4 separate regions of the Mus musculus genome follow, and all the other regions are linked to region 4. A link is a loop called in an ENCODE intact Hi-C map of the cell type or tissue named here. Cell type or tissue: left cerebral cortex. All regions are shown on one strand.

Region 1 (8,000 bases), 100 kb before region 4:
GGGCTCTAAAGCTTTTATTCCCTAATTGCACCCTTTGTGGGGGACAAGAAGATGCTGAGGGCAAGGGAGAGTCAGGGAAGTCTGGCTGCCTTTTGCTGGACCTTTCTGGAATCTCTTCAGACAGCCAGGTTTAGATTTGTTGAGCCTATGGTCTCCAGATGACAAAAGGCCTGGGGAAAGAAAGCAGGGGAAGTTCTCTACACCCGCCTGAAAAGCCATGATGTATAAAGTCTAGGTGGCTGTGAGGTCCCAGAGGCTTCCATAAAGAATGCTGTGGAAGCCATACTGTTCAGGGTGCATCCTCTATGATCTGAGGCCTTCAGCCTTCCTTCCCTTTCCCCCACCCTCTGACCCATTTCCTTGATGCCTTTGGTGTGTGTTTAGTGTAAGTGGCCCTGTACCTCTGACCACAGTGTTCTTATTCCTGTGGGGCTTGGGATCATGTAAGAGGACAGAGTTCAGCCTCAGAAGCAGGTGCTCAACTATCCTTGTACTCTGGAGTCAGGACCAGGCTCTGAATGCCAGCATTGTTCTACAGAGATCTGAACCTGGGCTGGTGGGCAGCTCAACCTGGCCGTCCCTTCACTACTGGAGAGAACATCCTGCTAGCCTGCTCTCCCTGAGGCCAACAGGTCAGGGGTGGCCTGACCAAGCCATCGTGATTGTCAGTCTTGGACCTCTGCATTGGGCTGTGGCCATTTGGGCACCATAGCCTCGGCTGGCATGTGGCGGGAAGGCAGGCTGCTCATTTCCAGTGAGCCTCTTTTTCTCCCAGGCAATTATTCTGACTTCCTTCAAGACTTTCTGAAGAGTTATGTGTTACTCAGTCTTTTTAAAGTGGAACCCATGCTCACTCAAAACCAAAACTAACTAACTAAATAAATAAGCCAGGCATGGTGCCTGGGGGCAGGAGGATCCTGACTAGAAAGCGATTGGTCTGCATAGTGAGATCTTGTCTCAAAAGCAACATAAATAAAGCCAACCAAAAAAAATAGTGCAAAACAAAACTGAAACACCTGGGGTGTGTGTGTGTGTGTGTGTGTGTGTGTGCGCGCGCGCGTGCATTCATGTGTGCTCATGCACATGTTGAGACAGGGTCTCATGGTCTAAACTGGTCTTCACAACTCTTAAGGATGACCTTGAACTCACAATCTCCCATCCCTCCCTCCCACTTAGTTTTCGGCAGTGGAAGAGAGAGAAATGTCAGTGTAAGTGGGAGGGATAGAAGCAATTGGGAGTTGGATGATGATAAAATTTTAGGACTGGAAAGAAAGCTCAGTGGTTGAGAACACGTCCCAGCACCCACATTGACCTAATCTGATGCCCTCGTCTGGCTTCTGGAAGCACGTGCACTCAAGGCATACATTCACACAAAATAAACCTTAAAAATCTTACACGCACATAGCTAATTCTAAGCCAGCCAAGGCCACTTAGCAAGACCCTGTCTCAAAAAAAACCTCAGAGGTGTGTGGGTGAGTGGAGTTTAAATAAGCGATGGAAGCACATCAAAGTGAGAAACTAGAACTCTGATCCAGAGGAGTCCTGGATTCTAAGCATCTGTCAAGGCCCTTTGGAGAGACAGTCTCTGAGGCCATGCCACAGTCCTCCCATCTCTTCAGCACTGCTTCTCAGGCTCTCTTGGTGTCCACCTGAGTTGGACACATAAGCAGGTCCTGCCTACTGCTGCACTGTCTTCCCTCAAGAGCTCCCCAAATAGACCAGAGAGAAAGCTGACATCACCCAAATAGCCACTGGGTGTTCTGGCTTGCCATGTCCAGACCTTGCATGAGCATCCTCTGTGCATATCGGTGGAAACTGACAGGTGTCCTGCCACCTTTTGGGAAAACTTCACAAGCAAAACGGGTCATTCTTCCATGTCATTTTGTGTGTATGCTTGAGACAGCAATGAAGGCTGATAGGAGGAAACACCTATGTTTACTGGTCAGTGGTGTTTGGTTTACAAACAAAAGAAGGCAAGAAAGAGTCTTTAACAAGAGACTAAGTTTCTGGCGGGCATTTTTCATGTGAAGGCCATCAGAGATGTAGGAAGTCGCCTGGTCTTGTCCTAGAAAGCCATCAGCACCTGCACCAAGCTAATTCTGGCTCTTTAGTAAGAGGCTGTTCATGGGTCTGAACGTAGGTCCCAGAAGGTGGCTACCTACACCCTGGAAATGGAGGGTTTTGTTTCCATGACAACCTCCAGCCACAGCAGGTGAGGGGGTGGTTATCACACCTGTGCATCATTCTCCCAGTCCCAGTTTGGTTCCTTGTTAGGACACCTGAGGTGAAGACTAAATCTGGTTGCCTGACTTGACTCCAGGGGTCAGGAAAGCAGGAACCCAACAGTCTCATCTGTATGTCGATAGGGACTCTGACTCACAGAAACACCAAGTAGTTCCCAGCTCTTTTGGTAGTAGAATCCAGCTGCACTACCTTCGAAATCTGTCTTAACTGCATCAAAGCAAAGCAGCATGTGTGCTGAGATGTGGTCATGCGCCTTTTATGTGGTAGATGTGCATTTCCAAAACAACTGGTTCTTCCTCTTGCCAAGAAAGTCGGACTCAGAGGATGCTGCCTTGTGGGCTGGGTGAAGTTGAGGATTCACTGAGCTTTGGGGACTTTGTCCAGACCTTGGCACAGCAGGAGAGTGGTGGCAGTGATCACCCAGGCGATGAGTCATCAGAGACCAGTGACCACAGACCAGGTCAGATATGTCTCCTAGAGTCCCCACAGATCTGAAAGAGGACTCCAATTAGAGCTGACATATTTTCAGCCAGCCAGGAGAAAGAGGTGCATGCAGAACCAGCCGGCTGTAAAGGCAGGAGACATTGAATGGTCCTTCGCCTCCAACAGGGATGGTGGTACATTGGTTTTCTGGGGCTGCCATAACAAAGAATGCAGGCTGGGCAGATTCTACAGCAGGAATATTCTCTTGCAATCTTAGAACATCTGGGCTTTCCTCTGAGGATGATTTTGGCTCATAGATGACCATGTTCATCCTTCCACAGTTGTCCCTCTATGTGTATGTGTCCCTGAGCTTTCTGTATGAAAATACAGGTCTATGGTAATGCCTCATTTTACCTCAGTTGCCTTTTCCAAGACTGCCTAAAGACAGCAATTCTAAACAGTTGCATTGGGGGTTAGGATTCCACTGTAGAACAAGCGGGGAACACGTGGTGCAGCCCACAGCAGGCAGACAGGCATTCCCAGACTAATCCAAATGCAAATCTGAAAAAGCTGCTGAGAAAGGAAACCACACTTCAGGAGAAATGACCCCTGGAGCCGCAGATGTTGCTAGAACAGGAAGTGGAGAGTTTGCCCCCCACCCGTGGGCTTTAGGTATTTTCTCTACCTGCTCTGCAGAGCTGAGGTCCTACAGCAGTTTATCCCATTGTCCATCCCTCCTCTGCTAACCCCCCCCCCCCATTCTAAGCAGATGGGGGAAAGATCTGTAGTTCTTTCTCCAGCCTCTCTGGATGGAAGCACAAGGCATCTCTGCAGAAGCCTGCAAGCATTTTGCTCCAGGAAAATGACTCAAGCTTTATCAGAAACAGTTTCATTTGTTTGATTCAGAATTTATGTAGCTCAGACTGGCCTTAAACTCACAGCAACCCTCCTGCCTCAGCCTTCCAAGTGCTGGGATTATGTGTGTGAGCCACCACACCTAGCTAGAGTCAAAAAGTTCCTTATTAGACCATACAGTGCTCGAACCGGGCCCTGTAGTGGGATTGACTGGAGGGGACAAAACAAAAGAAACTAAGTTGATGGCCATGATTGTCATAACTGTTCTGTGCCCTGCCTCCAAGATTGACTCCTGTGTCTTCAGGCTTCACTCAGGTGGGGTCTCCACAGACAGAGGTTGCGAGTTGTAAGTGCTTCTGCCAGGCTGCTGTGGGCAGTAGCTTCTTTGTCCTGGAAAGCAACCCTGTGTGCCACTCTGTCTGGACTCCCTCCCCTTTGCTCACAGGACCCTACACCATCCCTGGTTGGCTCCAATAGCTTGCCCACATCTTTATGAATCGACCTTCATTAATCTCCATAATAGCTCATTTTAGTGTATCAGCTGTTTTCTCTCAGGGCCCTGAATTTCCCTGTGTTCTGGGCTTAGTTACAGTATTAATATGCATCTCTTGTCTTTAGAAAAGCAGATTCAATGAAATACATCCCCATACCATAGAGTTCTAACTCACCTATTTAAAGGTTTAACCAGGCTGGTAATGTAGCTCAGTGGTAGAGTGCCCTCTTAACACACACAAGGTCCTGGGTTTAACCCGTAGCACTGTTAAGTCTGTCAGTTATTAAGCACAATGGGTGTCTTAGGATTTTACTGCTGTGAACAGATACCATGACCAAGACAACTTTTACAAGGACAACATTTAATTGGGGCTGGCTTACAGGTTCAGAAGCTCAGTCCATTATCATCAAGGCAAGAGCATGGCGATGTCCTGGCAGGCATGATGTAGGAAGAGCTGAGAGCTCTACATTTAAAAAAAAAAAACTTTTAAAAAAGATTTATTTGTTTGTTTGTTTGTTTATTATATTTGAGTACACTGTAGCTGTCTTCAGACACTCCAGAAGAGGGCATCAGATCTCATTATGGTGAGCCAGCATGTGGTTGCTGGGATTTGAACTCAGGACCTTCAGAAGAGCAGTCAGTGCTCTTAACTGCTGAACCATCTCTCCAGCCCCAAGTTCTACATTTTGTTCTGAAGGCAAACAAGAAGACTGGCTTCCAAGGAGCTAGGATGAGGGTCTTATAGCCCACACCCACAATAACAGGCTTCCTCCAACAGGGCCACACCTACTGCAACAAGACCACACCTCCTAATAGTGCCACTCCCTGGGCAAAACATATTCAAACCATTACAGTGGTATATGTCTGTGCCTAGTACTCAGGAGAGGCTAAAGCAGGAGAACCACTATAAACTTAAGGCCATCCTGGGCTATGTAGAGAATGCCAGGCTAGCCAGAACTACATAGCAAGAACCTGTCCAAAATAAATAAACAAACAAGGAAAAAACTCCATATAGCCAGTGGGTTTTGTTGTTGTTGTTCGTGGTGGTGGTGGTGTTGGGTTTTGTTTGTTTGGTTTTAGCAACATTAACACAGTCAGTGTTACTTGTTTGTCACTACAGAAAGCATCCTCAGGGTTGATAAAATGACTCAGAAGATAAATGCAAATCCCTAGATTCCATGATGGAAGCAGAACTGGCTGCCTAGGATTCTCCAATCTCCACACATACACAGTGGCATGTGTGCACCGCACATACACATAAGTACAGTGCGCACACACATAATAATAATAATTAATAATAATACAATGATTAATATAAATAAAGAACCCTTATCTCTAGCTACTTACCCCATCCTACAGATACCCTAAGCAGTCACTGGCCAGCTGGATTTCCCTATTCTGAGTGTGTAGGAATAGGACAATGTGACCTACTGTCTCTCTAACAGGCTTCTTTCATGTGGCATGATGAAGGATCTCCTGGGTTAGAGCTTGCATCCATGCCTCTGTCTTGGTGTCTTGTTGGAATTCCAGTTGATACACAACTGGAATTATTCATCTGTTGACCAGTTGGTGGCTATTGGCTTGTTCACCCTTTGGGTTGTTGTGAACAATGCTGCTATATGCTTTCAGGGGCAAATGTGTTCGTGTGTGTGTGCTTCCACTTCTATTGCATCTATGCCTGGGGTTACTACTGTGTCATTGCGTAGCTCTCATCTCAGCCAATAAGGGACTTGGCAGACCGTTTTCCCAGCCAGCTTGGCAACTCTCTTAAGATCACCTTTATCCACCAACCAACACTTGAGTTGTTGGTTCTCCACCATCTAAGGGGTGGAGTGGAGGGAGGGTGCAGCGCATCACTTCTCTGTTTTTATTTGCATTCCAGAAAGACAGGTGATTTTGTGTGCCCACAACTACCTTATGCTGTTGGAGCTGGCTAGCTTCCCTCACAGAGGAGAATGAGGTGGCATAGCCTGAGTTCCACAGTGCACAGGGAAAGACTAGTGTAAAGCCCAAGAGACACAGCACAAGGACCCCCCCAGTCCTGATTTGAAGCCAAGGTCATGAGGAGGGATTGAGCCAATGGAGTGGGGATGGATTCTGAGTTTCCATTCTACATACCCCACTTGTAGGATGCTTTATCAAGAGGGCCAGCATTAGTTCTCGAATGATGAACAGTCTTCTGAGGCAGCAATGCCAGATGCATGATGATCAGCCATGCTGAACAAGATTCTGACCGGAGGGAAAGTCAGTCTCCTTGGCAAGTGCTTTGGGTGGGAGCCGAGAGGGCTGGGGCTTGGTACAGCTGCCATCATTGTTGATCCTAGAATACAATTAGATTAACTCAGAGCTCAAGATGGCTTCATGGCCCACATGTAGCACAGCAGACAGCCATTAGAAAATATACATGGTGTAACCCCTCACAAAGACAGTAGATTGCTTAGAGATGACAGCTACAGACTTTCCTATAATGAACAGAGTGACCAGAGCAATGCTGGGACCAGAAGGGGCACCCAACAACTTGCAGGAGCAAAACAAATGTAGACCAGAAAAGATCTTTGTTTTGTTTTTCTAAGATTTTAAGTTATATTTATTTAGGTGTGTGTGTGTGTGTGTGTGTGTGTGTGTGTGTGTGTGTGTAAGGGAAATGAAACATGTGGAGGTCAGAGGACAGTTTGTAGAAGGGTTCTAGGAACCAACCTCATTTGTAGGGTTGGCAGCAAGTTCCTTTACCCACTGAAAAATCTCAGGGTTCCTTCTTTCTGTTTACTTATTTATGAGACAGGGTTTCTCTATATAGCTCTGACTGTCCTGGAGATCTCTATGTAGACCAGACTGGGCACTCAGAGATCCACTTGCTTCTGCCTCCCAAATTCTGAAATTAAAGATGTGGGCCACTACTCCTGGCTGCTGCTGCTGCTTCTTGCTTCTTTCTTCTTCCTTCTTTCTTCTTCCTTCTTTCTTCTTTCTTCTTTCTTCTTCTTCTTCTTCTTCTTCTTTCTTCTTCTTCTTCTTCTTCTTCTTCTTCTTCTTCTTCTTCTTCTTCTTCTTCTTCTTCCTCCTCCTCCTCCTCCTCTTCCTCGTCCTCCTCCTCCTCCTTCTTCTTTTCCTCCTCCTCCTTCTCCTTCTCCTTCTCCTCCTTCTCCTCCTTCTCCTCCTTCTCCTCCTTCTCCTTCTTCTCCTTCTTTCTTCTCCTTCTCCTCCTTCTCCTTCTTCTCCTTCTTTCTTCTCCTTCTCCTTCTTCTTCTCCTTCTCCTCCTCCTCCTCCTCCTCCTCATTCTCCTCCTCCCCCTTATTCTTAAACAAAGACTTAAGAAATAAAAAGCCAGACAAGCTCAATTCATTACAACACACAGAAAGTGGATGCTTATATAGCTGGAAACCCATAGTGGAAGAGGAAGTGCTATACATCTGTCAAAATAGGATCTTCTGATGGTGGTAGCCCACTCCCTTAATCCTAGCACTGAGGAGGTAGAGGTGGGCAGATCTCTGTGATCCATAGCCTGGTCTACAGACTGGGTTCCAGGACAGCTAGAGATACACAGAGAAACCCTGTCTTAAGAAAAAAAAAGAAAAGAAAAGGATTGCCATACAGATGCATAGGCAAAGGCTCGCCTAACTCATTGTCTAGTGTGCAGAAGGACAGGGAGAGATCAAAGGGGAAGACAGATGCAGAAAGTTAAAATGCAGACAGCATGCAACATGTATGGACCAGTAAGTGGCTGGATGAGGAACAGTGGCTTCCATAGGCTCATGTATTTGAGGACCTCATGAATTCACAGCTTTCTCTGAAGACATACTAGAGGCAGGCCCTGAGGTTTTTATAGCCCAGCCCACTTCTGTTCTCACTGTCTCTGCTTCCTGTGCATAGATGAAAATGTGTCCTGCCTCCATGCCTTCCCTCATGATAGAACTCCTATCTCTCTGGAACTTACTAAAATCCAGAATAGACTTTTTCTCTAAACTGCTTTTGGTTATGGTATTTTAC
Region 2 (8,000 bases), 120 kb before region 4:
CAGGCTTTCTTTTCTTTCCTTTCTTTCCTTTCTTCCTTTCTTCCTTTCTTCCTTTCTTCCTTTCTTCCTTCCTTTCTTTCTTTCTTTCTTTCTTTCTTTCTTTCTCTTTCTCTCTTTCTCTCTTTTCTCTCTTTTCTCTCTTTTCTCTCTTTCTCCCTTTTTTGATTCTAGCTAGGGCCTTGAGCATGATAGGCAAATAAATTTTTTTTAAAGATTTATTTTATATATATGAGTACACTGTAGCTGTCTTCAATTATACCAGAAGAGGGCATCAGTTGGTTATGAACCACCATGCTGGGAATTGAACTCGGCCTCTGGAAGAGCAGTCACAACCGCTGAGTCATCTCTTCAGCCCAGCAAATACTTTTTTTTGTTGTTTGCTGTTTTAAATCTTAACCTGCCCACCACCCCCCCACTCCCCACCTCACCCCCACCCCCCACCCCCCCAAAAAAAGAGCGGGGCATGGTGGCGCATGCCTTTAATCCCAGCACTCAGGAGTCAGAGGCAGGTGGATTTCTGAGTTAGAGGCCAGCCTGGTCTACAAAGTGAGTTCCAGGTCAGCCAGGGCTATACAGAGAAACCCTGTCTTGAAAAACCAAACCAAACCAAAATAAAACAAAACAAAAAAAATCTTAGACCAGCCATGTAGTGGTTTTCCTAGTTAGCTTTACTGGGCTAAAAATCCTTTGCCTTGCTGGGCACAGTGGCACACTTTTAATTTCAGCACATGGAAGGCAGAGGCAGAAGGATGTCTGTGAATTCAAGGCCAGCCTGGTCTCCATAGTAAGTTTTAGAACATTCAGAGTTACATAGTAAGACTCTGTCTTGAAAAACAAAAACAAATAAGCAAAAACTTACGTTGCTATAATTTTTAAATGTTTGGAGGTTCTTAGTGCTGGTTTTCTTTGCATTTAAATTTTTAGAGGAAAATGGTTTTGTTTATTGCATGTTTTAATTATAAACATTTGTCTTATTTACCTCAGAAATGTGAGAAGGGTCATTAGGATATAGCACAGTGGTTGAAATGTGTGCCTAGGATAAACACAGCCCCGAGTTTATCCCCAGCGCTACATAAAACCAGCTGTGGTGGTATGTGCCTCTAATTCTATCACTTGGTGAAGGTAGAAGCAGGAGGACCTAGTCTTGCAGTACTGGACATTGGACTTAGTGCCTCCTACCTATGCTTTGCTACTGAGTTCTGTCCTTAGACTGGACCTTTTTCTCTGTAACGTAACTCTGGATTCACATTAGTTTCTTGGATGTATAACACACACTATTGAATAATCCTTTGACAGACATTTCAGTTGTTCCATGTTATTTCTTATCATAATTCAGGCTGCTCTCAACATCTTTCATTTATATCTTGGTGTAGTATTTTAGAGTAAGTTCTAGAACTGGGTATTTTAGAATTCTCCACGGTAACTTCTAATTATGATAGAAATCTATTTTAAGGAATTGGCTCATGTGATTACCCAGTGGGCTGCAGTCTTCAAGTCTAAAGGTGATCAGGCAGGAGCCCCCAGAGGAGCCACTATTATAGCTAGAGCTCACAGGTAGTTGCTGGAAGTCTTCCCCTTAGGCTAGAACTGCCTCCTGTGTGTTTACAACAAGCCTCCTACAATGGGAGGAGCCACCCCATGAGGAAGGCCAGGAGATAGCTCAGTGGGTAGTGTCTGCCTAGCATGCACAGCCCTGAGTTCCCTCCGCAGCTCCTAGCATACAGGAGCTAGAGATGGGAGATCAGAAGTTCAAGGTCATCCTGAGCTAATAGTGAGTCAGCTAAGACACTAAGCCAGAGAAGACCCTGACTCAAAAGATCAAATAGTCACTTGACTTCCTGCCTGGAATCCACCATTTGGAGCTTTTTTTTTTTTTTTTTCTTTTTTTGGTTTTTCGAGACAGGGTTTCTCTGTATTGCCCTGGCTGTCCTGGGACTCAGAAATCCACCTGCCTCTGCCTCCCAAGTGCTGGGATTAAAGGCGTGTGCCACCACGCCCGGCTGGAGCATAAATTTAATCTACTAATATCCCGAGTAAAGTTGAATCATGCTCTAGGCCTGAAGCCCAGCTTAGTTACTGAGTTTACTTCATCACTCAGGTCTGCAATCAGACTCAATTCTGAACAGTCACATCACTGCATTACCTAAGCACTGTTAAGAATAATGGCGTATACCTTTAATCCCAGGACTCAGGAGGCAGAGGTAGGCTGATCTCCTTAAGTTTGAGGCCAGCTTGATCTACAAAGGGAATTCTAGGACAGCCAGGGCTACGCAGAGAAACTGCCTCAATGAATGAATGAATGAATGAATGAATGAATGAATGAAAGCAGTGAGCACCAGTGTTTGGTTTTGTCAACATTTAATTATGTGTAAATTACTTTATTTTTGTAACAGTTTCACTCTGTAGGCTTAGCTGTTTGGAAATTGCTATGTTAACCAGGATGGTCTGAAACTCCCCTCCTCTTTCCCCAGCTCTACCATACCCCATAAATTTCACAAAATGATTTTCATTGTTTCAGATATGTCTCTAGCTGACAACTCAAAAGAAAAAGATGGTGAAGAGCCACCTGGTGTATCACAGAAATCCTCAGAGGAGTTCACAGATGTGAAACACGAGTCACTGTTCAGCCTGGAAACTAATTTTCTAGAAGAGGATAGCGGGGGCAGTTGTTCCCAGAGGCCATCCCAAGGTGAGAGTGGCTCCTGCTGCCCCAACCCTCTAGTGCGATAGGGCTGTGCACTGATTGTGTTAGGCTCGACTGACAGCGCAGTAGAAACAGCTGGTGGTGGTCACATAGGGGGCTGGAGGAGGCGCTTCTCACGTGTTTGTGCTTTTCAATAGTTAGTGTGGAGAGGAGGCTGCAGGGTGAAGTGGGGAGGCAGTCCCAGGCCTCAAGTCTCTAGACTTGGAGTCTGAGCAAGGCTTTGCCCTCCTAACAGGGAGAAGAGAAGGGAGAGAGTGTTCTTCCCCCCTCTGCCAGCCTTCTTCATTGGAGCAGTACCTTTTCAAGTTTGTGAGGCCCAGGGGTGGCCAGTCTGAGTGTTCTTATTACTAAGAGGAGCCCCAAAGCCACCCCCCCCCCCACCCTCCATGGTCACCATGCCTGTGATCAAATGGCAGCCAGCTGGACATGAGTTTCTGTAATATCAGTTTGTGCCGGTGGGAAGGCCAAGCGGGTGTCAGTCTTTTCTGCCTCTCCCAGTTTTCTGCAGCTGCACTTTAGCGTGGGTGAAGCCGAGTCCTTATGTGGCCTAGTTAGATCTGCTGGCTTTTAGTGGGAGGAGAAGTAGAGGTAGAATTTGTGGAATCTTAGCAGAAACCACATCCTAACTGTGAACCGTGACAGTGTGGGAGCCTGGACAAAAGCAGGAAGCCAGCTGGCTTTTCTGAAGCCTCTGCACGTGGGCTGTGCAGATGGGTTGGCCTAGGTGTCCCCGATGGTGTTGCTTTTGTAGTCTTGGGCATTTTCTGCAGGTTCATGTCATTTGGATCCTTGAGCAAGTTACCTACTTCACTTTGCTGCTACTCAGTGAGAGAGCACAGAGGGGGGCCCGGGGATCACCCGAGTGCAGCAGACTACATGGGCATCACAGAGCTGAGGGTCATGTGCATGCAAGGGGTAGCATTTGTGTCATCTCTAGTTCAGGTGAATACTGAGAATTATTAGTGTGTCTTGCTGTGCAGAGTGCATGGAGCCTGCGCTCGGGAATCTTGCCATCTACCAGATAAGACAGGAACACGTGCTGGCTTGTTTGGATGTACGACACGTGGTAGGGGCTAAAAGAGCTGTGACTGTCCACAGAGAACCGGCTCTAGCCTTTCCCTGTGGAGCGCTTTCTGTGAAGGAATAGCACTGCACAGCTGAATGTGAAGAGAGGACTTTTGGTGCCAAGGAAAGTCTCATAAGCAGAATTTAGGGCCATGCTCAGAAGTCACTGAAGAGGTGGGTTTAGGTGCAGTGGTCAGAGCCTGAACTTTGGGCTGAGATGTCATGTGATGAGTGTGTGCTTCCAGTGCTCAGCTCCTCACATGAGGGTGAGATGCTGGAGGATGGGGACCAGTGCTGGACTGAAGGGTGGGGAGTCAACACTGGGAAGATCAGCAGGTCAGTCTCCACAGAGACCAGAGATGGACTTGTCACTTTCCAGGTGACTAGAGATGAGCCTGCCACTCTGAGGAGACTAGAAAGCCCCACCATTGCTCACTGTGCTGATCACTGTGTTCTGAATTAGATCCGTTTCAACAACATGTCAACAAAGAACTGAAAGAGAAGGAAATTCAAGCTGCTGCTTCCAGCCCTCCAGCTACCCAGCAACTGAAAGTACGTACTACTGCTCGGTTCCCGGGCATAGGAGAGAGCCCCACAGAAATGGCTGTCTTTGGCTTACTGTACTGGCACATTGTTAATTGTTCACAGTGAGTTTCACTTTGACAGACATTGAGCTTGTGTCAGTCCTTTTGCCCCAGACTCCCAGGTATTAGGATCTGGGTGTTCATTTGAAGTAATTGCAGATATATGTTTGGGTGTAAGAAGTCAGTCAGAGGGGCTGGTGAGATGGCTCGGTGGGTTAGAGCACCCGACTGCTCTTCCGAAGGTCCAGAGTTCAAATCAGAGATGTCCCTTGTACCTTATGCCAGTTTTGCCCTTGGTACCAAGTAGCAGATTACAGCACAGTATCGAGACTAGAGAATGGACAAAGATGCCATTTGTTGCTGCATGCTAGGCTAAGTACTCTGTCCCCATGGCATTGCATCTAGACTCATATATTCTGTACAGGGTTGTCTTCTTATACAGTCCCGTTCCTACCAGCACAGTCAGGTTGTGGGACTCTACAGCACTGTGTGGCCCCACTAGCAGGGCCTCACTAGGTAGTCCTGGCTGGCCTCAAAATCACAAGAGATCTGCCTGCCTCTTCCTCCCACACTGACATTAAAGGTGTGTGGCACCATCCCTGGCTCTGTCGTTCCTTTTCACCATCCCCACTTTCACACTCCTCATTCCTAGCCCCATAACTCCTGAGCTCCTTTCTGTTTCTGGGAGCTTGTCAGTTCACTGCTGAGTAAGTGGAGTCACCAGGGTGGGACCTCTGAGGTGAGCTGCTTCATTGAGCCTAGTTCTCTGGAGAGTCGCCAGGCTGCTCAGCTTCTGTGCCTCATTTCCTTTACTGCCAAAGTTACTCTAATTCTAGATTGGCAATTTTTTTACAATGAAAATTTTCTAAACATTCACTTCACAAAGTAGTATCCCTTGAGTCCTGCTGGGTACGTCTCTGAGAGAGAAAGCAGTGGGGAGAGAGGAAGGGAGAAGATGGATCAATTCCAAGACAGACATACCCTTGTGACGGATCACGTTGCTGACGTTATTTGAACAATTCTAAAGTAATTTTGACTCTCCTGAGACGTGTTCCTTGGAACAGTGAGGGAAACACTAGAGACAGCTCTCAGGTATGAAGTCAGGCTCCAAGCTGCCCACTGCTTGTGTAACTGTTGTCTGGACCCTCTTGCCTGTGTGAGAGAAGGGGATGATCTGTGAGTCATCAGTTACTCTGAATGTCGTGTGTTGTTACTCATGTCTTACTTAGCTCTCTTGATCTGTTTGCCCATAGTGGCCAGTCCTGGGACATCTTGTCTTTTCATCAAAGTTCCAGAAGACGGAAACATTTAAACCTCCAAAGGATATTGACCTAAAGTTACTTCATCTTCAGAAGCCTCTAGAATCCACCTGGGCAAAAACCAATAGCCAATTTCTATCTGGACCTCAAAAATCAAATAGCTCCTTTACCCCGCTCCAGAAAGAGCTGTTCTTAATTATGAATTCTTACCGGGACCTGTTCTACCCTGAGAGGACTGCCCTGAAGAATGGAGAAGAAGTCCGCCATGTATACTGCCTGCATGCCATAAACCATGTCCTCAAAGCCAATGCTCAGGTGCTGGCTAACAACAGTAGGCGCCGGAGCCAGAAACTTGGGGTGGGTGAAGATGATGACTTCAGGGACCAAGGGCTCACCAGGCCTAAGGTGAGTGGCAGCAGGAGAGCTTTGCTGTCGAGAAGGCCATGAGGCACTGCTGAGTCGTGAGTGTGTTGACAGCCGACTAGTTAGTGAATCCTCGGTGAGCAGTTGAGTGAGCCAGGCAGTGCAGGGCAGTGAAAGGGGCTTCAGATGCTCTCAGGGCTGAACCCCAAGCACACATAAGCACCTCAATGCTGATGATCTCTTCCTGGTGACTTGGCTCACTAGAACCCAGTGAAGTTTTCTATCCGGTCCCTATATCTATATGCAGTAACTTCTATGAACTCAGATTCCTAGAAGGCCCTGCTAAAGTGAACAGAGAAAAGAGTAGCAGAGGGGGGCTAGAATCAGGCTTTCCACCAAGTCACATATACAGAAACCTTCAAACCAGAGATCTCTGTTTTGTTGTAAGCTTCCTGCTGCTTAAAGTAAAGGTTGTATTTACTTGTGCGTTCTAGTGTGACCTCTGGCACATTTGAAGTTCTAGTAGGAAAGGAGATGGATTTAATTCTGTGCACATTTTTCATGATGCTGAGGACCAGGCCTTGTTCTCACACTTGCCTCACCTGTCTCTGCAGAAGGTCATGTTTTCAGACTTCTGTTGAATTCAACAGGATTCAGGGGTGGCTGTGAATATTAATGTGGCTCTTACACTTTGATAGCTGGGGTGACAAAGTGTGGACACTTACTTAGTGTCACCACCAGGACAGCCATCCAGCCTCTTAAATTGGGGTCTGGCATCCAGGGCAGTTACTTACTTCTTTGACCAGCTGATTGCATTTCTAGTCGGCTACCTCAAATGCGTGTGTATAACATTTGAGACTGTCTATCTCTGTGTGTACTCTAGATGAGAGTCAGGTTTATGATTGGAATCTAATGGTTGGGCTAGGGTCACGCCAGTGAGTCTGTTATTTGCACAAGAATAATGGGTAGTTAGAAATTAGCTCTTTATTAGCCATCTTCTGATTTTCTGTTCAGCAGAAACTTTATACATGTATTTTTCGATTTATAATTCTATTGTATGAGTGTTTTGCCAGCATGTATGTATATGCACCACAGGCATGCCTTGTACCTATGGGAGTCAGATCCCACGGGACTGGAGGTAGGATGACTGTGAATGATGGGAGCCAAATTCTGGTCCTTTCCAGAAGCAATAAGTGCTCTAAAACCCTGACTCATCTTTTATGAACCATCTTTAAGCATTTTAATGAGGCTTGAGAAATTGAGTCCTGATTTTCCAGTTCAGAAATTTGTCATCACTGGATTAAAAAACTATTCTAGAGAATATACTTAAAATAATAATAATAATAATAATAATAATGGTTAATCCTTTTCTGTATTTTTTTCTTACTGCCTTTTTTTTTATTGGTGTGACAAAACATCATGACTAAGGCAACATATAAAAGAAAGCATTTAATTGGACTTACTATCTCAGAGGAGCAGAGTCTGAGGGTAAAAGAGAGATGGTGGCAGGCAGGAACACTGAAAGCTCACGTCTTGAACCACAAGTAAGCCTGAAAGGCACAAGCAGCATGTCGGAAGTCTTCTGAGCCCACCCTCCGTCAGACACAAGTCTGTACCTCCTAACCCTTCCCAAACAGCTCCCAGCTGGGGACCACGCGTTCAAATGTATACGCCTATAGGAGCGAGTCTCCTTCAAACCACTACACTGTGTATTTGTCAAAGACCTTAATATATTTCTGTCCTTGAGCTTCCACGGCTACTATGGGCATTCCTTATACTGAAAGATATTTCCAGATTTTGCTTGAGAAATGTCTCCCATAGAGCCCTGGGGCTAAAAGTTTATAGGATGGGTTGGTGTGAATTCAGGAACTTGGCTGTTGATACTGAGCCAGGTATTTTGTCCAGATACTTACCTCTGTCCTGCCATTGCCTCCCACAGGTACTTATAGTGGTGCCCTTCCGGGAAGCTGCCCTTCGGGTGGTCCAGCTCTTCATCAGCCTCCTTGAAGGGGACAGCAAGAAGAA
Region 3 (8,000 bases), 110 kb before region 4:
TTCTTACCTCCTGGCAGGTGGCTGTGAGGAATGTCCCCATGACGGGCTCCATCAGTCATGTGTTGGTGCAGCTCCCTCACGTCTTCCAGAGAATGGAAGCACAAGACCTATCTTCAGTGATCGATGCCAGGTAACGCTACCCACACCCACAGAGCCTCATCTAGAGATCTGGTTTGGGATGCGTATTTAACACTGGACTCTGAGTGATTACTGATTATCAATTTAGGTCCCCAAACTGAACTCAGCCAGGCCCTTGACAGAGAAGGAATCAAGCCAGGTAGAAACTGGGGCTTGGTCTTCATATTACAGCTAGAAGCAAGGTTGGGACACGGCAAAATCACACCATTGCTGCTGTGGCCTATGGAATAATCCATACCATTTGACCTAATTATAAGCCCTTCAGAGAAGAGCAGATTGTCTGGTTCCCCACATGTGCCTTCTGTGGGCATATGTCTTAGACAGGCAAGGCTTATTTGCCGCTGAGTGAATGAGGGGCTGGTGTGAACTACATTAGTTCTCTGGCATACATGGAACCTGATCTGCCTTTACACTTAACTGTTAGGACTTCATTTCCTACGTGTTTATCAGTTTTATCCTCAGAGGGTCTTTGAAAAGAAGCTGTCTTTGGCCTCAAGGCATCTCTTGGGCTATGCCTTGCTGACCCACACTGTTGGTGCCCTACTGTGAGTTCAGCTGTAGATGTTAACCTTGTCCTTGGCCTTTCCTAATCAGGTTTCACTTTTTCATAAACAAGATTTTGCCTCAGTACCGGGATGCTGTCATGTCTCACACACTCATCTATGTCCCCTCCTACTTTGACTTTGTGCGTCTCCGAAATTACTTCAAGAAAGAAGAGCTGAACTTCACACACATCTGCGAGTATACGCAGAAGTCTGGGATCTCCAGGGCTCGACACTTCTTTCTGCAAGGAGAGAAGCAGTTTCTGCTCCTCACAGAACGCTTCCATTTCTACAAAAGGTAAGACAGTCTAGGCTCCACCCACTGAAGGACCTGGGCAGGCTCTGTGGGGCTGTACATGCGTCCCTTGCTTCTGCTCTGTGGAAAGCCACAGGGGTTGTATTGTGGGTTAGTGGGTGGGTGGTTCGTTGGTTGGGCATTGCTGGGAAGGTTAGAAACCAAAGCTTGAGCCCTGTGTGGTCTGGAATGCAGCTGTGGTCCCAACACCTCACAGAAGCCAGTGAACGATTGAAGAGCAGAACAGGATCAGCACAGGAGAGCTTGGGGAGGTGGAGGCTGAGTATTGGCTGCATCCCTGAGGAAGCATATCCAGGTGGCTGTCTTCCCCTGGAAAGTTCTGTCTTACCCCTTGATAACAGTAGTGGAAAAATCTCAAGGGACTCGGGGTTGAATACATTTTAGTTTTTCAATGGGTGCTTAGATTTACTGCTAGGTCATTAACAGAACATCTTGTTTACTTTTTGCTATTGCTTTTTAAATCCTAATTTGCTTGTTAGTTAATAATAGCTTCCTGAACCTGCTAGATGGCGATGGCCTGAGCTCAGTTCCCAAGACCCACATGGTAGAAGGAGAGAACTAACTCCAGTTTTCCAGATAGTTGAACTTTATGTGCCCCAAGTCCCTATCAGATGTCCTGCAGCCAGATGCAAACCTCTCTAATGATGTACTACAGATAAAGAAATTGAGTCCAAATCCCTCTTTCCAGTTTCTTATGGTGGGATTTTGACTTTCCTGTTTTTATTTGGTTGTTTTTATTTCATTTTGTTGAGACACGGACTTATTTAATCCAAGAAAATCTCAAACTATTTATTTAGCCAAGGCTGGCCTTAAACTGATCCTCCTGCTTCTGCCTCCTGGTTGCTGAGATTACAGACACACACCTCCACATTTGGCTGATATTTCTGCCTTATTAAATTGCCATAATATATACCAACAAAGATCAGCCAGGCACACAAAGCCCTCCAAGCTCTGAGGGACATTGAGCCATGCACCATGACCATGTGGCCCTTTTCGTTTATGCTGGTATCAGAGTGGTGTTTCCCAAATGTGTGTGTTTTCCTGGATGATGAGGGAGGAATCCTAGCAGCCTGCCTGGGCTCAGCAGATTAGGCATGGCAACCTTTAAAATATTTTAGTGTTACACAAAGATGTAGCATTACGTGTAATAAATTGCTGAAAAATAATTAGGTTTGTTTCTGGCTTCATTCTTGGCAACCAGGGCTGCTTGTCCAGGGAGCTCATGCTTGCCTGCTGCTGCTTCATTGTATCAGACAGTTGTTTCCATTTACAGTGGAGTTTCACTTACTGAAGGTCTTGGCTTTCTATCATTCTAGCAAATGGAAGCACGCTGTCTGCATGGCTGGAGATTTTGTGATTGTAGCCATTTCAAGTTTTTAAACTGAGCCAGGCACTGCTTTCAAGTGTCACAGCAGCTTTTCAAGGAGAGGGCATGTGTGAAAGGAGCCTTCTGGAGTCGGAACAGTCCCTGTGCAGCACTGTGCACATTCCGGCCAAGTCTGAAGCACGGTGTAAAGGCAAGTCTCAGCCCGTGCCGCAGGCTTGCCAGGCTCACCGGTGTTTCTCAGGGTAAAGATGGGCTACAGCACAGCAGTGCACACGTCTCTGCCGTGCTTAGTGACCTCAGGGTTTCTGAGTGTCAAAACATTACCAAGGAGGGGATGGAGAGGTGGTTCAGTGGTTAAGAGCACTGGCCGCTCCTCCAGAGGTCCTGAGTTCAATTTCTAGCACCCACCTGGCAGCTCACAGCCCAGTGCCTTCTGCTAGTCTACATGCATACATGCAGACAATGAACTTGAGCATATAAAACTCACCTTTAATCACAGGACTCAGGGAGGCAGAGGCAGTCGAATCTCTGAGTTTGAAGCTAGCCTGGTCTACAGAGTGGGTTGCAGAACAGCCAGGGCTATACAGAGAAACCTTGTCCCTAAACAAAACAAAACAAACAGGCAAGTTACCAAGGACATGATGAACATTTTGGTCTGTAATTTCTTTGGATCCAGTTTTGTATTTAACCAGAAAAGTGGAAACACCAAAAGGCATATGCTAGAGATGGAACCCAGAGCCTGGCATGTGCTGGGCAGGCTCTTCCACTGATCTCAGCCTGGCATTAGAGAGTGTGTATGTGTTATTAGACAGGGTCTTAGGGTTCTGTGACTCCATGTCTAGATTCTTCATGTCTCAGACATGTCTTCAGACAGAGCTGAAAAAGACAGAAAAGCAAAAGTAATGATAGATTTGTTACAAGTGCTGGTGAAGGAAGAGAATTCCAGAGTGGAGCAGGCAGCAGCAAGGTCCAAGTGGAGAGGGTCTGCACCCCAGGGATGGAATGCAGTGAGCCCTTCGAGGACACATAAAGGCCTTCACTTTATTTGTGCCCAACACACTCTAAAACTGGCCTTTTCTCCTTACTAGTGTGTGTTACAGGATTGAGGTGCCTTAGGTTGCTGGGCTGGCTCTGTTTGTTACAGTAGTGTCCAACAGGATGGTGGGCAGGCTTGAGAATGAAAGCAGAAGAATAAAGGCGTCTTAGAGCTGGCTGCATGTTTGCTCATGACTTCTCTTCCAGGATGCCTCATTGTACTCTTGCTGCCTGCCCATTGCTGCAGTGGTGCAGATTCTAAGCTTTGGACAGGTTGTAAACTCGACGTAGGCTGCTGAGCATTCAGCATGGCTGCTGGGGTGGGGCTGGTCCTTCCTGCATTTGTGTGAGTCCAGATTCTAGAAGTGATGGACACTAGGTAGGTCTGGTAGTGCTCTCATTGTAAAAGAGTTTCTGATGAGTTAGTATATATTCTATATAGTATTTGCAGTGTATAACCGTTTGATTGTTTAGTTATGAAAGAGACCTCATTTCCTTTTGGTGAGCATATAGTTTTCTTTGTTTTTCAGTTTTTGTAGTTATGGGGTACCCTTCATATCTGTGGGTTCTGTATTCTCAGATTTAACCAACCATATATTGAAAGAGGATGCGTATCAGTACTGAAATGCAGACTTTTGTCTTGTCATTGTTCCCTAAACAATACAGTTTTTAAAAACTTTATTTCATGTGCATGAGTGTGCATATGTGTATCCCTGCTGCCACTAGAGAGCCTCAGAATCCCTAAAATGAGAGTCGTGGACAGTTGTGAATGCCATTTGAGTGCTGGGAACCAAACTTGGGTCCTCTGGAAGAGCAGTGAGTGCTCTTAGCCATAATTTAATAACTCTTCATGTAGCACTGACACTGTGTTAAGCAAGTATCAGGTTCTATATAAATGCTGCCTATGACAGAACTGAGCATCTGTGGTCTTAGGCACATTAGAGGGATGCTGAAACCAGTTTGTCCTGTGTGCACAGTTCTGTAAGCACATCCATATGCATGTATTCTGATGATATACCAACCTACTTGTTGCTTTACAGTGGATTTTGAAAGGAAAACTTATCATAAAGGCTGCCTATAGCTAAAAGTATATACATACTTTAACCTTGCCCTTTTGCATCTTTTCCATAGCCCCCACCCCTCCAATCAAGGGCTGGTATGCAGGAGGCTTTGAGTAACTCAGACACACACACACACAGTGACAGGGTCATTTTCTTGCTTTTCTGTGTTCCTTGTGGTTTCAGTTGCGCACACTCTGAGGCGACTGGTCCATATGGTCATATGCACCTGGTCTGATCACCAGTAGTGTGGGTGACTGTTTCAGTCTTGTCTGGATTTGCTAGTTGCCATAGCGACCTTCCACCTACCACAGGATTCAAACAAATTCCTGTAGCAGTTAGAAGGCTTAGCTTGGTGTCTGAGGTGCTGATGTATTTTCTGGGTGCACTGGTCTCTCAGGACAGAGTATGTAGGTTCAATGTGAATATTGCATCATTTCTGAGCACCAGCAGTCACGCTAAAGTGGGACTTGGTAGGTTTTTGGTGGTGGCGGTAATTTTTTGTGGGGTTGTTTGGTTTAGTATTTAAGGCAGGAGCCCATGTAGCACAGGCTGGCTTCAAGCTCTCTCTGTAACTGAGAATGTTCTTCTGATCCTCCGACTTCATCTCCCATGTGCTGACATCACAGGCGAGCATCACCATACATGGCTGGCTGTTCGTCTTACTCTCCTGTTAGGGCACTGTCCTTCGGGTCACTATAGATTCTTCAGTGTTGGAACGGGGGCTGGAAAAGATGGTTCATTGGGTATAAGAGCATGGGATTTGATTCCCAGCACCCACATGATGGCCACACCCACCTGTAATTTCAGTTCTAGCTGATCCAGCCTCCTCTTCTGACTTCTATAGGCTCCACACACACACACACACACACACAGTACATATATGTACACTCTCTCACACATATACACACATATTTTTTAAAGCAAATTATATCATGGCAGGTCTCCAGAGAGACCAGGATGAGTTGTGAGATAAAGGAAAGATGTCATCTGTAAATGAGGTAAAGTTCCCATTGTAAGTGTACCACCGTAGAATGTGTACCAGACATTCTAACAGGAAGTTCAGAGCCTTGTCAGCAAGTCTGTTGCTGGGTCCCAGAGGGACCTTTGACCTTGCCTCCAGCTGTTCAGTGAGTATCTGCACTCTGCACCTGAATCCCACAATGCTGAAGGGAATGGGGTGGGAATTTGTGAGCTGCTGAAACTAACTGCTCTGTCCTGATGCTGAATGGAGCCTCAGGCAGGATTTTATAAGGTAATGAGAAAGGACCAGCAGGTGCTCTTGGCATGGGTGCTGTTTATTTTATGTCCTGGCTCTGACCTCATCTCTGTTGATGACCTCATGCCTGATGATGAAGGGAACATTAAATTGTTCAGTGCATCATTTTTTTCTGGCAGAATTTTTTTTTTTAATCTTTATTTGGCACACACACACAGGTGTCAATCAGAAGCCGACTTTATGCATCAGTTCTCTTGGTTTGTAGACTCCAGGGATTGAACTCAGGATGGAGCTCGGGCTACCAGGCTCAGTGGACAGTCCCTCCCCCGAGGAGCTATCGATCCTCCTCTGAGCTTTTGTAGTTCTGGTCTGCTGCCTTCCCTTTCCTTCAGCCCATGCAGAATGCCAGGTGGTTACATACAGCTGTAACTCCCACCATTCTGGCAGGCTAAGGTGGATTATTGTGAGTCCTTGTTACCCTTGGTTTCATAATGAGTTTAAGGCCAGCTATGTACTAAGACCTTGTCTCTAAAGAAATATAGGACTGGTGAGATAGCCCAACCAGTAAAGGCATCTGCGTCTCCTGTGGTGAAAACAAGACAACTAACTGACTCCCATGGTGTGTAGGCCTGCATGTACACATACACACACACACACACACACACAGAGAGAGAGAGAGAGAGAGAGAGAGAGAGGGAGAGAGAGAGAAATATTTGTTTTAAAAGAATCAGATGTTGTAGCTCACAAGAGAGCGAGAGAGAGAGAGAGAGAGAGAGAAATATTTGTTTTTAAAGAATCAGATGTTGTAGCTCACCTGGTTGAGGCCAGCCTGGTTTACACTACAAATTCCAGGCCAACCAGGGCTCTGTCATGAGATTCTGCCCCCCCCCCCCAAAAAAAAAGAAATAATGATGATAAAGTAAATATCAAGTTTAAAAATTGGGTTGGGCATCATGCTGGTATCAATCTTTAATACCAGCACTCAAGAGGAGGTAGAGGCAGATGGTTTCCTGTGAGTTTTGAGGCCAGCCTAATCTATTATCAAGTTCCAGGTCAGCATATTCTTCCAAAAAAAATTTTAAATAAATACAAATTTCTGTTATCATTATGGTAAACTCAGCATCAGTAATTCAGTTTCGTTGTCACAAGAATAAACCGTCTAATTCTGGGGTAACTTTCTGTCCGTGGTTTGTGCTCGTACCCTCACCCAGACATGTAGAGCCAAGTGTCTGTGAAGCCGCTGACATGTCGAGCCCTGTGCCTGTACATGTACAGCTCCTGCTGCTGCTTCATGCCCCCTTCCTCTCTCACAGGTACACAATAAAAGGCATCAGGAACCTGATATTCTATGAACTGCCAACGTACCCTCACTTCTACAGTGAGGTCTGTAACATGCTGAGAGCCACCAGCAGAGGAGAGGAGGCCACGTGGACGTGCACCGTGCTGTATTCCAAGTATGATGCCCAGAGGCTGGCGGCTGTGGTTGGTGTGGAGCGGGCGGCACAGATGCTGCAGTCTCCAAAGAATGTCCACCTCTTCGTCACCGGAGAAAAATGAGTGTGGAGGGGAACGGACTACATTGTTGGACCTCATAGACCTGATCTGTTCACTGCCCCAGGAACGGGCTCCAGGCAGTCTGCAGTCCTGTGTCACTGGAAAGTGCAGTGTGCAGTGCAGAGTGACCAGTGTGGGTCACCACAGCTGTCAGGGCCAAGAGCAGTCAGAGGCCTGCTACTCTCAGAAACTGACGCTTGTGCTTGCCACACTTTGTAAGCTATGACTTCTCCATTAAGATTTTACTTTTTTAATTTAATTTTTATTTTATGCGTATTGGTGCTTTGCCTGCGTTTATGTCTGTGTGAGAGTTTTGGATCCCCTAAAACGAGTTGCAAGCAGGTGTGAGTTATCATGTAAGTGCTGGGAATTGCGCCCAGGTACTCTGAAAGAGTAGTGTGCTAACCTATTGAGTCATCCATCGCACCAGCCCCTTGGCTTCAATTTTTACTTGGGGAAGATTCTCTGACTTGCCTGTCTATTTTTCTTAAAGCATTTGCTGTTATTGCCCATGGGCCTGGCTGAGAGCAGGAGGTGTCCCGGGCTATGTCCCAGTCTTGGCACTTTACTTTTCTAGCCAAACTTCCAAAAAAAAAAAAAAATGTACTCCAACCTAGAAGAGTACGTTTATTCACTATCATTTTAGATTCTTCCTAGTGTTTTAGTAGCTAAGACATACATTTACCAGTCATGTATAAAGCAGCATTTATTTCTACAGTTCAAGTAACACCATTTGGGACCCAAGGTTGATTCTGTCCTCAGCACCAAGTTGGTTTTTGAATTGTGTAACAGGTGAAAATGAAAAGAAAAA
Region 4 (8,000 bases):
CTAATCAGCAGGAAGTGGTCTAACAATAACACGGATCCCTTTCTGACCCCTGACTTTATTCAGGGGTCTCTTCCCTTTCCTCTCTACCCCTGTTTTCCCTCTTATCTAGTGTTAGGGGGTTAAAAGCATGGAAGAAAAGGGGTGGAGAAGGGTGGAAGACAGAAGATCTCACAGAATAGCAAAGACTGCTTATATCCTCCTTTCCTTTTTGGGGCTAAACAGTATGTAATAAAGAACATGTTTACTTTAAAAAATATTCAAAAGTAATAGTACTCATAGTAGTTTCAGCTGTGTTCGAAGCTGAGGTGAGAATTTTACTTAAGCATGGAAACTTGAGGCAGTCTCTTGTGGGTGGACATTTATAGAGCTAAGTCTTTTCAGTTAGGAGAATAATAGTGCCAGAGTGAGGGACAAAGATCAGGACTGCCTAATGATCACAGTGGCTTGGAGGGCTGGTGTTGGTATCTATGGCATAGAAAGTGGTAGTTACCGTGAAATGTGCTAAAATCCAAAGCAGCAAGAAGAGGATTTTGAATGTTTTCTTGGAAAGCAATGACATAGTTTCAAGAAAGTCAATATTGTAAGCTCCTGAGTTGAGTGTGTAAATATGCCACATTTTCACACTGTCTCTGTGAAGAAGCTTGACTTTCTGTCAAAATGCAAAGTCTAGAATTTAGTACAACATTTTACCTATTTATACTGTTTTTGAAATTTCCGAGCCTTAGGGCCAATATCTTTGTGTCAATGTGTCTTGATGACTTCTAAAAGGAAAAATAACAGATATGGAATGACTACCAGGTTTTTCTAACTGTTCTATTAAAATGTCAAAAGAATTTTTGTAAGATAGAGTCTCACTAGGTAGCCCTGGCAGACTTGGCACTCACTACATAGAGCAGGTTGATTTCTAACTCACAGAGCTCCACCTGCTTCTCAAGTGCCGGGAGTGTGTGCCACCATGCCCAGCTGTTGGAATGTATTTTAAGCCCTTTCTTTCCTTTTTTTTTTTTTTTTAAACCCTGGTTCAAGGAACTTTGATTAGGTTGTGAATTTATAGAGATGTGATGTTAGCAAAGAATAAGCTTTTGCTACTATTATTAAAATGACATTTTCATCTGCAGTTTCACAGAAAGTAGGAGCATGGATTCTCATTCTCAGTTCCTTGAACTTCTGTTGTGAGTCTAGAGAGAGAAAGAGTCTCCTGCAGTGACTGTTGTTTCTAATACCCATTGACTCTGCTGCAGGTTCTTCCAGCACTGACAGGCGAGGTGGGGTGCAGGCTAGGCAGTAGTCATAGGTAAAAGTACAATGGGAAGGGAAGGTGCTGGTGACTGCACAGCTCCCCAACCCCATTCTGCTCTCTCTGAAGTACTATTGTCAGAAAGGACCATTTTTTTCCTTCCCTTCTGTCCTTCTCTAAAGGTTGTGAGTTTTGTGTGTTTGACACTAGGCGTTCGGGGGAATGAAACTGTAGACCAGCTTTAGAACCTGGAAGCCTGCTTGAGCTTTTCCAACCCATCTGCATCATCCATCTGCTGTGCACTGCTTTGTAACATGCTTTGAAAAGGAGCAGGTCCACACTTTGTTGCTAGAACAAAATCTGCCTGGCCTACTCTGACAAACTGATCCTTCACCAGACAAACTCCTCCTCTGGCTGAGGTTCAGGGTCTGTCCCTGCCAGTGTATTGAACAAGATTGGATTTCTGAGTCCTTACAGAACTGATTCCATGTGTAGCCAACTGTTGTTATCTGTCTGTGAGGTATTTTGTGTGTTTTGGGTTTTGGAGGTCATACTCTGTGGGCCAGACTGGCCTCAGTTATGACCTTCATGTCTCTGCTTTCCCAGTATGGGGATTATAAGCATGCAGCACGATTCCTGGCTTTTATTGGAAAGAAATGATAAATTTTTGAGACAGTGATTAGTGTAAGCCTCCTGAGCCAGTAAGTGCAGTGTGTAAGTGTGCCGTAACTTTACAGTCTCTCTGTGCAGAAGCTTAGCTTCTGTCAGAATGAAAAATGAAGAGTTACAGAATAGCCTTTGCTCCCCATTTATACTGTAAATCTTCTGGGTCTTAGGGCTGATATCTTTCTGGCTGCCCATTTTCCCAGATGACCTTTGAAATAATCTTGCCAAGCATCTTCTTGTGCAGTTTATGTCCCCTTCCCTGGTTCTGAGAGGATCTTGGTAAAAGTAGTTGAATTTCTAAGTGTATTGCTTTTTCATTCAGAACATGTTAGTTTTTTTGTTTTCTGTGTGTGCTGATAGCACTCCACAGCTTTACACATTTTTGTTATTCCCATTATGTGTTATGTATTTCATTGCTATAATGAATGAAGATTTAAAATCCTATTATTTTTGCATGCATAAAGTTCATCTTGATATTTATTTTGAGTAATTTTTGTGCATGGAGTACAGTTCACTTTCTTGCCTATGGTTAGTGATGATTTCATTCACTGTTGAAAAAGGCTACCCCGACTACACTGAGATTCCTTTGAAAAACCAGTATATATGTGCTTCTTTGTGGGTTGTTTCTGACTGAAGAGAGGTGACTGACATTACAGACGGTGACACTGAACTTCATCCTGCTGCTTACAGTGCTGTACCATTGAAACCTAGAAATTGTTTACTTCTTGAAATTGTTGTTTGATGCTACAGGCTGCTAATCATAGTTACGTGAAACCATGGGAAATGAAATCTGAATATAGTCTGCTATAATTTTATTAGAATTGTCCTCCAAGAACTCCCATATTAAAGGCTTATTCCCCAGCCTATGGTTCTGTGGATTGAGCCTAGTGGGAAAAAGTTAGATCCTTGCAAACATGCCTGTAACGGAGATAGTGAGACTTTGACCCCTACCTGAGTCTGTTTTTTGATCCGTAGCTGCCATAGGTGAGCATGGCTCCTCTGCTATGTATTCTGGCCAGCTGTGTTTGCCACTGCAGGCTTGTAGCAGTATGCTCAGGCAACCATGACCATGGACTGAGACTTTTGAAACTATGAGCCGGAGTAGACCTGTCTTTCTTTTAGTTGATTATTTCAGATAATTTGCCACATCGATGAGATGTTTACTAACACAACCTAACTTTCTGAGGCAATCTGCTTTCAGACACTAATCAGAAGAGCGAGAGATTGCTTAAGACTCTGAATCATTGCTGTAGTCACTGTTTCTTGTGTGCTAGATTTGGTTAGTAGCTCTTTTCCTCTACTTAAGCAATTGTTTTCCCAGCCGGTTCCTGTTTCTTTATATAGTATGTGCTAAGAAGCACTGTACTATATATTATCTGTTACTCAGTGCACACATCTAGATAGCTTTGTGTTTCCTTTTTAAACTTATTTTTATTTATGCCCATTTGTCTGTGTGAATATATAAAGTATGTGTATATACATGGTATCTAGAAGATGGTGTTGGGTCCAGTGGAGTTAGAGTTACAGGCAGTGTACGCTGCATAATTAGAATGGATGCGGTGAACTGAGCGCGGGTCCTTGCTTTTAACTACCGAGCTGAATCTCCACCCCCTTGTAATTGTTGTTGTTGGTGGTTTGGTTATTCTTTTTGGTTTGCTTTTTTTGAGACAGGGCTTCATGTGTCTCAGGCTGGTCTTGAACTCACTATGCATGATCCTGAACTTCTGGTCCTCTTGCCTCATCTCCTTACTTCTGGGATTACAGGCATGAGTCACCATTTCCAATTAATATCAGGCTGGAACTCAGGATAAGCACATTACCAACTGAGCTATAGCCTCAGCCTGTTTTTGAGACTAAGTGGTTTAGGCTGGCTAGACTAGATTAGTGTGGTTATCCTGCATCAGCCTCCTAAGAGCTGGGCTTATTGGCAACACCCAATGATGTGCAGAACTTTTTTTCTGGCCATTCTCAGATATATGTGCTTCAGCCTCCTTTGAGTGTCATACTCTCTTATCTCTTCAGCTCAGAAAAGTCAATGTGCTTCCAGGTCACTCCACTCTGTGCACTACAGTACTGTCTTCTCTCCAGACAAGACGCTTTTGGAATTGCAGCATACTGTTATCTCCGTTGAGTGATCATTGCCCTCATTTCCTCTGTTCAGTGTCCTAGGTGGTGCTGTTTCATGTATTTCCTCTGATGTTACAGCATTATTGGGTACCGGGATGCATCTGATCTTTGAGACTCTTAATTGGACCTAGAGAAAGGAATGACCAGAATGGGGTCTTCTGGAGCAGAGCTTTTAGAATAGAGACTGGAAAATACCCAGAAAATGAGAGTCCTACATTAGAGAAGACAATTGGATGAAATTTAGGTAAGGAGAAAGGACAGAGAAACCAGAGAATTAAAAATTAGAAGTTCTTGTAGGTTTATTAGTAATGAATGTGTTCACACAGGAAGCTTTGCCCCAGGTTTACCTTAGGAAAGCCATCTGCTGGACATGTGACATTACCTTTAGTCTGCATAAGTTTTAACATTCTAAAAATTATAATAGAAACATAGTTGCTTGTATTATCTTTAAAACAAATTCACAATGATGAAAGATGTATAATATATTTACTTAAAGGTTAAACATACTATATCTTTTACTCTATTCTAAGCATGTGGGGATATTAGTAGAGTCCCATTGACTAGAAGATGCATGGTGCCATCTAATGGCTAAGGTGAAGACTGTTCAGTGTTCTGCATATTGCTTTGCAAAATCTGTTGTTCTGAATGTCTGAAGTGCAGTTTTTATTAAACATGGAGGTTTGCTTATGTTTCACTTTAATTTACAGTGTTTTTTTCATATTCATCAATATAAGTGTCTTGTCACACTTAAAACCATGTATATGCTTACTTGGAAGCATATTAGATATAAATTCTGCTTATAAAACAGTTTTAATAAATGAGTCAGGTTTTCTGCACCTGCTTTGTTTTAAGTTTTTATTCCCCATCCCAACTCCTATAAGTAGTCATAACTAAGTTGTACCTATAGACTCTCATTTCTTTCTTTTTTAAAATATTTTTATTAGGTATTTTCCTCATTTACATCCCCAATGCTATCCCAAAAGTCACCCATACCCTTCCCCCCACTCCCCTACCCACCCATTCCCACTTTTTGGCCCTGGCGTTCCCCTGTACTGGGGCATATAAAGTTTGCAAGTCCAATGGGCCTCTCTTTCCAGTGATGGCCGACTAGGCCATCTTTTGATACATATGCAGCTAGAGTCAAGAGCTCCAGGGTACTGGTTAGTTCATAATGTTGTTCCACCTATAGGGTTGCAGTTCCCTTTAGCTCCTTGGATACTTTCTCTAGCTCCTCCATTGGGGGCCCTGTGATCCATCCAATAGCTGACTGTGAGCATCCACTTCTGTGTTTGCTAGGCCCCGGTATAGTCTCACATGAGACAGCTATATCTGGGTCCTTTCAGCAAAATCTTGCTAGTGTATGCAATGGTGTCAGCGTTTGGAAGCTGATTATGGGATGGATCCCTGGTTATGGCAATCACTAGATGGTCCATTTTTTCTTCACAGCTCCAAACTTTGTCTCTGTAACTCCTTCCATGGGTGTTTTGTTCCCAATTCTAAGAAGATGGCAAAGTGTCCACACTTTGGTCTTCGTTCTTCTTGAGTTTCATGCGTTTAGCAAATTGTATCTTATATCTTGGGTATCCTAAGTTTCTGGGCTAATATCCACTTATCAGTGAGTACATATTGTGTGAGTTCCTTTGTGATTGGGTTACCTCACTCAGGATGATGCCCTCCAGGTCCATCCATTTACCTAGGAATTTCATGAATTCATTGTTTTTAATAGCTGAGTAATACTCCATTGTGTAAATGTACCACATTTTCTGTATCCATTCCTCTGTTGAGGGGCATCTGGGTTCTTTCCAGCTTCGGGCTATTATAAATAAGGCTGCTATGAACATAGTGGAGCATGTGTCCTTCTTACCGGTTGGGACATCTTCTGGATATATGCCCAGGAGAGGTATTGCGGGATCCTCTGGTAGTACTATGTCCAATTTTCTGAGGAACCGCCAGACTGATTTCCAGAGTGGTTGTACAAGCTTGCAATCCCACCAACAATGGAGGAGTGTTCCTCTTTCTCCACATCTTTGCCAGCATCTGATGTCACCTGAATTTTTGATCTTAGCCATTCTGACTGGTGTGAGGTGGAATCTCAGGGCTGTTTTGATTTGCATTTCTCTGATGATTAAGGATGCTGAACATTTTTTCAAGTGCTTCTCAGCCATTTGGTATTCCTCAGGTGAGAATTCTTTGTTTAGCTCTGAGCCCCATTTTTTAATGGGGTTATTTGATTTTCTGGAGTCCACCTTCTTGAGTTCTTTATATATATTGGATATTAGTCTCCAGGGGCTTTCTTGTCTTTGCTGTACTAGCACTAGAATTACAGACTCTCCTTTCGGTGTAGGTTCTGGGAAATTAAATTCAGATCTTCATTCTTGTATAAGAATACCAATTGAGCTATGTCCACAGCCCTATAACTTTTTTAAAAAACATGAAACAAAGTTATCTCTAAAGTATGACTAACATTTGTTAAGTACTCTGTTATTCTACTCTAAGGCAGGTATCAGGAAAGGAACCCCTACCCCAAGTAAGTTTATAGGCCCTGTCACCATTGAGCTACCTTTTAGGGTAGCAGCAGTATAAATTGCTATTTTGTTCCAGTGTGTGAAGAAAGCTTAGACTGAGTGCTATAAGAGCACATAGTGAAGGGTTTGTTTCCAAACTTAAAACCCCAGGAAGCTATCTGGAGAAGTTCACTCCTGAATAGTCTTGAAAGGTAAAGATTGTCATGGTCAAGGTCAAGGTCAGAGAAGAAAGAGGGCTCATGAGAACCTGAGTTTGCATCACCAACACAAGTGCAAAAGCTAGGTGTGATTCAGGCAGGTAACTCTGGCACTGAGGGGACATTCTGGGGGCTCTGTGAACAGCTAGTCTAGATGAATGGCAAGCTTTAGGTTCAGTGTAAGAGTCTGTCTCAAAAAGTAAGACAGAGAGCAATAGATGAAGACCTCATGTATATAGAGCAAGTGTATTTACATGTGTGTGTGTGTGTGTGTGTGTGTGTCTGTGTGTCTGTGTGTCTGTGTGTATGTGCAAGCATACAGAACAGGAAGGTAGAGAAGAGCGGGTCAGTGAAGTGCATACTAAGACCTGGAAGAGTGAATTTTAATACTGCTTGTCTACCAAACTTGTCATCCCATTGATCACCCCAGGTTGATTCAACTGATCTGACTGGTTGGGCAGGTGTGTCTTTCTTCCCTCTCCACTTTATGCATGTTCCTTCTGAAGCTGTGTGTTTGGTTGAGAAGACAGCATTGCCTGGTAGAGTTGGACCATTTTTCTATCATTAATACATGAGTAGCTGCACTCCCCTCCTAGAACCTACTAAAAACTCCCAAGAAAAAGAGTTGAGACAAAAAGGGTTTAGCTTTTGCTAGAAGGTATGACTCTTGTATGTAAAGATGTGTGCATCCTGGACAGAAATGAAAGCCTTTTCTAATTAGTGATGCATTTTAGGAACACTGATAACCTTGTTTTAATCGTAAAAGGTTTTGATATTAAACTTTCCACAGAATTCTCACCATACTGTAGTCTTCTATCTATCTTTCTGTTAGCTCAATTCTAAAAAGTGTAGGGAGACAGTGTGGCCAACTGCCATACTCACTTGTTGAAGCCGAATCTCCAGTAAAACTATTTTTATTTGTGGATGCAACATGGCAGCATATGTAGCAAACTGTAGTGGCTTCACTATCTCTGTAGAACACAGATGTCATTATAACAGAGTTCTAGGGTAAGGACAGTGCAAAGCTGCATTAGGGTTATAACTAGCAGTTCTATTCACAGGTGCTCAGAAGAAACACCACAGTCTTAACAATAAGGCAGACTGTCTGACTGTAATTATTCTTGCCAAATGTTTCCTCCCCCTGGCATCTCAGCACTTTTGTTGTTTGTTTAGAAGGTCTGTGTAGCCCAGTGTGGCTGTGAACTTGCTTGTGGTCAAGGATGGCCTCTAGTTCATTCTTCCTCCATC

What was found. A loop is a pair of places that touch in the nucleus more often than their neighbours do. Peaks named below come from ENCODE experiments on the same cell type or tissue, not always from the same donor. Only the 100,000 strongest peaks of a DNase experiment are listed, where the experiment ranks them.
Region 1: a loop joins it to region 4, with 2.9 times the contacts of the local background. A loop is called at or near these places in 5 of 42 quality-filtered maps.
Region 2: a loop joins it to region 4, with 4 times the contacts of the local background. A loop is called at or near these places in 16 of 42 quality-filtered maps.
Region 3: it touches region 4 in a loop (4-fold over the local background); 16 of 42 quality-filtered maps call a loop at or near these places.

What each region holds. Positions count from the first base shown.
Region 1 is chr1:193,097,412-193,105,411 of GRCm38, reverse strand. It overlaps Utp25 (UTP25 small subunit processome component), which reads left to right. Exons shown (of 12, transcript NM_145415.2): 12 at 1-1,009. Gm39747 (a long non-coding RNA gene) reads right to left here. Exons shown (of 3, transcript XR_865901.3): 3 at 5,023-6,335. Among named protein-coding and RNA genes, the nearest start is that of Gm31406, 5.8 kb to the right of the region's middle. In left cerebral cortex, no CTCF peak of the experiment used is centred here; DNase peaks (open chromatin) are centred at 2,251, 2,533, 3,153 and 3,484; H3K27ac peaks cover 2,373 bases.
Region 2 is chr1:193,118,327-193,126,326 of GRCm38, reverse strand. Utp25 (UTP25 small subunit processome component) reads left to right here. Exons shown (of 12, transcript NM_145415.2): 4 at 2,519-2,689; 5 at 4,233-4,321; 6 at 5,607-6,017; 7 at 7,915-8,000. Among named protein-coding and RNA genes, the nearest start is that of Utp25, 7.9 kb to the left of the region's middle. In left cerebral cortex, a CTCF peak has its summit at 262 (motif pointing right); DNase peaks (open chromatin) are centred at 294, 3,305 and 3,700; H3K27ac peaks cover 836 bases.
Region 3 is chr1:193,106,735-193,114,734 of GRCm38, reverse strand. It overlaps Utp25 (UTP25 small subunit processome component), which reads left to right. Exons shown (of 12, transcript NM_145415.2): 10 at 18-130; 11 at 733-978; 12 at 6,949-8,000. The coding sequence ends at 7,192. Among named protein-coding and RNA genes, the nearest start is that of Gm31406, 15 kb to the right of the region's middle. In left cerebral cortex, no CTCF peak of the experiment used is centred here; DNase peaks (open chromatin) are centred at 2,422 and 4,705.
Region 4 is chr1:192,997,697-193,005,696 of GRCm38, reverse strand. The region is part of intron 2 of Syt14 (synaptotagmin XIV); the gene reads left to right. Among named protein-coding and RNA genes, the nearest start is that of Syt14, 34 kb to the left of the region's middle. In left cerebral cortex, a CTCF peak has its summit at 4,613 (motif pointing left); DNase peaks (open chromatin) are centred at 901, 1,527 and 4,610; H3K27ac peaks cover 311 bases.